2 separate regions of the Homo sapiens genome follow, and region 2 is linked to region 1. Evidence: chromatin contacts called from ENCODE Hi-C data. All regions are on one chromosome and are shown on one strand. Each heading gives the region's core, a stretch centred on a gene start or an enhancer-like site at or near the end of the contact. The rest is flanking DNA. Distances are from core to core; before and after follow the strand shown.

Region 1 (3,327 bases), core at 329-2,828:
ACCTTGTTGTATTGCGTCTTGCTTTATTGCAGTGCACAGATATTGCATCTTTCACAAAGTGAATGTTTGCTGCCACCCTCCCTTGACCAAGTCTAATGGCACCATTTTCCCAACAGCATGTGCTCATTTTGTGTATCCATGTCAGCATTTTTTGCAATACAGTATTTTAAAGTTAAGGTATGTACATTTTTTTTTACACATCATGCTATTGAATACTTAAAACATACAGTATAGTGTAAACAATCTTCACATGTGCTGGGAAAGCAAAAATTTGTGACTCGCTTGATAGTGATATTCACTTTATTGCAGAGGTCTGGAACCAAACCGGCAATATTGGTAAAGTATAGCTATACTTGCTTTTGCCAAAGTCTTGTTTTCCTGTATTATTTCCAGAAGACTCACAGAGCAGTATCACCAAGAGTTTAGTGGAAATGGATTAGTGTGGTGGATGCCGGGGCAACCCACACAAAGGGGCTGAGGGCCTGCTCCCATCCACCCCATGCCCCAGAAGCCTCCCCCGGGGCCTCTGCATTCAGAGGCACTGAGCACTCAGCACCAGGGCTTGGCCCACCCTGCTGAGAGGGGGCTGGGAAGGCAGGCACTGCCCACAGTGCTTTTTATCCAATGCCAGGAACAGGAGCGAAGTGATTACATTGGGTTTTGTTTTCCACTTTATTCAGGCTCTAAAAATGTTGGGCAGGAGCCCTTTCTGAAAGCTTTTGATCAATTCCCAGGGGCAGTGATTCTCAAGTTTTGCATGAATCTGGGATATTTGCTTAAAAGATAGCTAACAGTATTTACTACATGCCATGCACAGTTCTAAGAGCTTCATCTAAATTATTGCTTCAAAAATTGGTAATGGTCTCTGAGAGGACTCTGAGGCCCCATAGCCAAGAGGTGCCAGGGCTGGGACAGATGCTTTGCTCTCAGTCACCTCTCAGGGCCCAGGAGGTCAAGGAAGGCTTGTGTGGGGACCAGTAATAGCTTGTTTAGCAGGTGCTTCACTTTCAGAAGCACTGCTCTTGTCTGCAGGGACTTCTTTGGTCCCAGCATCAGCCACACTCTGCCATGCAGTTTCAGTAAGGGGTAGGGCTTCTGCTTGGGGAAACCTTAGGGAGGAAAAGAGCTCAGGCAGGATGTCAGTATTTGGTCCTGACACTGTAGAGGGGACAGAAACCTTGATGATAGCTACACTCTTAAACAGCATGGGCACCGTTATCATTCAGCTGTGCAAGGCCACACAATATTAGCCCCACCTGGCCTGGGATTGCAAGGTTAATATTACATCATTAGGTCAAGGAAATAGATTCTTCTGTCCAGTGAGGAGGCTACTTTAGGGCAGCAGGGTCCGATGGCCACAGGAGACATTCCACAGAAGGGAGGGGCACGACTTTGCTATGCTTTATGCACGCAGGTGGCTCTTCTTATAACACCCTCATTATGTGTTTTCAGAAACAAACAAAACTCTCCCTTTCTGAGACTCACTGTGGGAACTCTGAGAACTTTTGGCAGGGGGTTGGTGCCTCTCTTTCTTGCTCAGGCCCTTTGTGTGGGCTCTGTTTTGCATGCAGTGCTGTTCCCATGGGGACTGAAGCCTCCAGAATCTCCCCACACTCACTGTTCCCGCAACTGGCTAGCAAACCTCCCCTGGGGGAGTACAGGGTCCTTGAGGAGACGGCATAGGTCTGCTCTGATTGTGGTGGGGATTGGGGGCTCCTTTTAATAGTTTAGTCCCCAAGTCTTACAATGGCTGCTAGAGTAGCCATCACCCCCATTGCTCACCCTATTAGACAGAAATTGGTAGTAACATTTGAAATGTTACAGCCAAGGGAAGATCTGCATTGTGTGATTAAGTACAGAGAACCCTGCAGCCCGCCAGCTGAGCAGAATGACACGATCATTTCATTTCCCAGCATCACAGTGGGAATGATGATGCTCTGATTTAAGGTTCAGTGTCCACTCTTCTCCCTTCCAGAGAACATGTCAGGTCAGCAGCGAGACTGCAAGCCTACCAGGCAGGAATCACTGGCCTTGAGCGTCATCCAAACACCCTTGGCATGCCTGTTATGGAACGTGGAGCCATCCATGCTGGTCCAAGTCTGAAGAGCTCTGAAACCAAGCTCTTTCATTCTCCTATAGGGCTGTAGGCTGCCCCCAGTCAGGTGTAGATTTGAGGACCCCGTGTTTCCCGAATGAAGGAAGGAACCATCTTCAGGTGTTGCAACTGGAAGCTTGGTGAACAGGCACTGATCATCTGCAGGGGGATTTATATCAATGCTTAAAGACAGGTCCCTATGTACACACAGGGCTACAGTGGCTGTGATGACACCCCCAAGGGGTTCACCTTCTTTATTTGACAAATACAGAAACAAAGCCCAGAGCTGGCTTCATCTAAATGTTCCCATTCCTGCTTTGCTCCTGGAAAGTTTCCGAGCTGCCCTTGCAGTGAGGCAGTGCCAAAACCAGGGCTCACCCCAGGTCCCGAGTCCCCACTCCGGGCTCCTGTTAGGCCATGCTGCCTGCCCCACTACTCGGCTTTACACCATGGAGCTCGCAGGGTGGTGAATGCTACAGGAGACACTGTGTGTCTTTTTTGTTGTTGTTGTTGAGATGGTGTCTCGTACTGTTGCCCATGCTGGAGTGCAAAGGCACGATCTCGGCTCGCTGCAATTTCTGCCTCCTGGGTTGGTGCGATTCTCCTGCCTCAGTCTCCTTACTAGCTGGGATTACAGGCACATACCACCATGCCCGGCTAACTTGTTTTTGTATTTTTAGTAGATACAGGGTTTCACTATGTTGGCCAGACTGGTCTTGAACTCCTGACCTCATGATCCGCTTGCCTTGGCCTCCCAAAGTGCTGAGATTACAGGCCTGAGCCACCGCACCCAGCTGACACTGTGTGTCTTTAACCCAACAGCAGCACTCCTTAGGAAACTTGGAGGAAAATGTCACGTCACCCTCAGGAGCACCAGAGGGTTGTGCAGTGGCATGAAGGTCCCTGGTACACAGCAGGGCCACAGGGGAAGTGGAGGAGTCACTGTGAGCTGCCAAGACCCGCACTTTGCTGCTGTCTTCCCTCTCATGCGTATCCCACCTGTGTGGATGTGGGTCCCGTGCACGCCTCTGTGAAATGCCCGCCTCACCTGGAGGACTGCAGTGCGAAGGCACCATGCAGATGTCCCTCAGCCTGCCTCCAGCAACTGGAAGGCAAGGCACCATGCTTCTTCTTTTATGGATGAGGACGGCGAGGCTCGGACAGGGAAGTAACCAGCTCACGTTCACAGGAACAGACAATGTTGGGAGTAAGATTTGAGGCCGCACTGTGTA
Region 2 (3,327 bases), core at 510-3,009, 38 kb after region 1:
ATCAGATCTCCTACAGCTGCTGCTGCTGATGTGAGAACAATAAGGACGTGTCTCAAAGCACCCTGATGAGCCAAGTGTCTATTGTGGGGGAGATAACCGGCACTGATGAGACTGATATAGTCAGAGTGGCCATTGGTTCAATAGTTACAAAATGGCCAGGACTGTCCTAAGTGTGGTGGGAACACTGGCTCATTGAATCCTTAGAACCACCTTGGTAGAGAAGTCTTGGTTCCCACTTTCAAAGAAGTGAAAATGGAGCCTGTGGAGTTCAATGAAAACGTCTTTCTAGTCGTGCAGCTGGTGAGACGGGGAGCAAGGGGTTGCAATCGCATCATTTAAACTCCAGGGCAGGACACCGCACTCTCCTTAGTTTGAGGGTTCCTTTGTCCCTCATGACTATCCTTAAGACATTGCAGTTATTTCTGTAGCCTGTTGAGGGGCCACCATGAGCAAGGAAGTGGGGAACTGATCCAAGGAGTCACCCAGTCTCTCAAGGTGGCTCTGTGAAAGCACCCCTTTCCTTAGAGAAATGACTGCTGTAGCCAAGAGATGCTAAATTTAATAGGCAGCAACTGGTGTTGCAAAGGAGCCAAATGCAAGTTTCCAAAATTCCACAGAACAGGTCCCAGAAGGGAAGAACGCCCTGCCTGCTGTGAGCCCTGACTCACCCCGGGGCTGAGCATGTTGAACACAGCTATGGTGTGGGGCTTACCATGTTGAACACGGCTGTGGTCTGGGGCTTACCATGTTGAACACGGCCATGCTCTGGGGCTTACCATGTTGAACACGGCCGTGCTCTGGGACTTACCATGTTGAACACGGCCATCATTAATATGATGGCTGTGGTGATGATCGTGAGAGAGATCCGTGGCCAGGGGCGGTTGGCAATGATGCCCGAGGACTTCAAAAGCCACATGAGCAGGGGAGAGGCTTTTTTGCTGCATTGCTAGGAGAAGAGAGAAAGAAAAAGAGAAGCATTGCTAGCTGATGACTTCTCTCCAGTTTCTTGATGACAATGTTTACAACCACAAGAAGCACCAACATTGTTCATAGACTAAACATGTAGATTCTATCCTCCCCTGGGGACCCATACGAAGTCACAAACCTTATTAAAATTATGTTGGCATCATTGCTACCAATTGAGAACAAATTAAATGCCTATGACAAAGGTACAATGTGCTTGTATGTCTTTTAAAACAGACCTGAAATTATGTTTTTAAGTGATTCCTTTCTCAAAGGAAAAATGTCAGTTAATTAAATCACCCTGGGGGATGTGTTGGGTCTCTGATCACAGCTATGATGAAAGTTATCATTTATTCAGCTGATTTATGTGGCAAGCGATCAACACATCTCCTAACCCTTTTAACACTGCATTAGCAGATTACAAGAATACAGCCCAGGCCACAGACTTAGTTTGGCGCCTGAACTTACAAATACGGTGTCTGAAAATCTCAGGCACGAGGCTTGATGGCTTTGTGTGGTCTCGTCTGGTCTTGTGGGGGTTTTCTCCCACACGGAGAAGCTCCTTTTTTCCCTCCAAACAATTTTTAACGGTGTTAGAAACACATAATATAAAATGTGCCCTTTAAACCATTTTCAAGTGTACAGTTCAGTAGTGACAACCACATTCACATTGTTGTGTAACATCTCTAGGATTTTCAGTCTTACCAAATTGAAACTCTATACCCATGGAAAAACAACTCCCCGTTCCTCCCTCCTCCCAGCCCCCGGCAACCACCATTCCCCTTCCTGTTTCCATGACTGTGACTATTCTAAGACCTCCTATAAGTGGAACCATCTAGTAGTTCTCCTTTTGTGACTGGCTTATTTCTTTCAGCATAATGTCACCAGAGATCACGATGTTGTAGCATTATGCCAAGATTTCCTTCTTTTTTAAAGCTTGAATAAAACTCCATTGTATGGATCTATACTTTTTTTTATCCATTCATAAAATGGACACTGAGTTGCTTCACCTCTTGGCTGTTGTGAATATGCGGCTATACATATCGGGGTTGGGGAAACTTTTTTGATACAAGAAGGAATTGAGATCTTTGGGGAACGACAGCCAGCATTTGCTCCCCATTCACCATGGGGTCTCAGTGCATAAGCTCACCCATCTTGAGGGCCACCTTTCCAAGGATTCTCACCATATTCTCCCAGGTATGAGTGTGGAGCAGTACACAGAGTTCCACTGAACTGTGGGTGACATCAACTCTGCCTATGCAGATGCTGCGTGGGCATAATTTGCATACGTTATCTGATATGAGAAGCAGGAAGTAAAAGTCCTCCAGGGATTGACATTGTTATCTTCACACTAACGGGCCTGTGGTCCCAAGGCTATGTGTCTTGGAAACAAAACAAGGTGATGATTTCAAGAAATTCAGAAGAAGGAATAACATAAATTATGCCCTTTGATCGATACTACCAAGTTAACCTATTGGCAAACAAAGCTGGTGTGACATCAGTGAAATTCAAATTCAAATAAAGAATATTCCTGAACAGCACAAATAGGCTGCGCTTTCAGTTCTCTACTTCTTTCACATCTTATTTTTGTATTGTTCCTAAAATTATTGTTGCCCTAAGCATTGCTGTATGTTCAATGTTGATACAACAGTTGAATGATCGTCTAAACACAGGAGAGAGGAGTTGAGAAGGTTAAAGAATCAGCCATGGCCTAGCTTCAAACCTCTACTGCTGGGAAACTTGCGCAAATTAATGATCCTCTCTGAAATGGGGTCCCAGTTTCTTCCTCTCTGAAACGGGGATAATAACAGTACCTGCCTCCTCTGTCTTTGCAGAGGTTTAAACGAGTTAGAGAAGGTGCGTGCAACAGGACTTACAAGTGTTAGCTCTTCCTGTTATTTCAATGAAGAAAACACAATGTTTCTTAGAAACATTTTAGTGACCAAAATCCTATTTCCTTTATATCTATGTAAACAACAACAAAATCTCCTCCTCTCTACTCCTTTCCACCATGTTTTTTTTTTTCTTCCTTCCAGCTCCTGATAGGAAAAGATGAACAATGTTTGTGTACAGCGCACATGCCCCCCTGAGGGAGACGCAGGACCAGGTTCCGGGTTCACTTCTTGGGCTGATTTTCCTGCGCCCTCGTCTCATTTCTCTGAGTACCTACCAGGGAGCTTGAGCCACTGCTGCCCTCAGCCGCACAGGCTGCCCAGAGCTGGACTGCTGACTGGCGGCAGGGGGCGCCCTCGGCCCAGCTCTGCAGGACATCTGATCACCGGCAACAGAAGAACCAGATCTGTACTTGACGCTTCTACTTAAGAGCAGGTTTGGATAGGGGTTGGTGATGGCAGGAAATCTGTC

The links. A loop is a pair of places that touch in the nucleus more often than their neighbours do. Pooled maps may share reads with other maps.
Region 2: a pooled map shows a loop between it and region 1 (2.1-fold over the local background). The contact joins two enhancer-like sites. A Hi-C loop is called at or near these places in 2 of 168 maps with a recorded cell type or tissue (Caco-2 and gastrocnemius medialis), 3 of 37 single-sample maps with no recorded cell type and 4 of 50 pooled maps.

The regions. Positions count from the first base shown.
Region 1 is chr5:7,792,731-7,796,057 of GRCh38, reverse strand. All of the region lies in intron 20 of ADCY2 (adenylate cyclase 2), which reads right to left. Among named protein-coding and RNA genes, the nearest start is that of CFAP90, 57 kb to the left of the region's middle. RefSeq lists enhancers at 1,270-1,369, 1,620-1,779. Within about 2 kb of position 1,578, at least 2 of the 41 ENCODE cell types and tissues checked have a DNase peak (open chromatin) inside an H3K27ac peak, as active enhancers do.
Region 2 is chr5:7,755,068-7,758,394 of GRCh38, reverse strand. It overlaps ADCY2 (adenylate cyclase 2), which reads right to left. Exons shown (of 25, transcript NM_020546.3): 16 at 809-946. Among named protein-coding and RNA genes, the nearest start is that of CFAP90, 94 kb to the left of the region's middle. Within about 2 kb of position 1,759, at least 3 of the 41 ENCODE cell types and tissues checked have a DNase peak (open chromatin) inside an H3K27ac peak, as active enhancers do.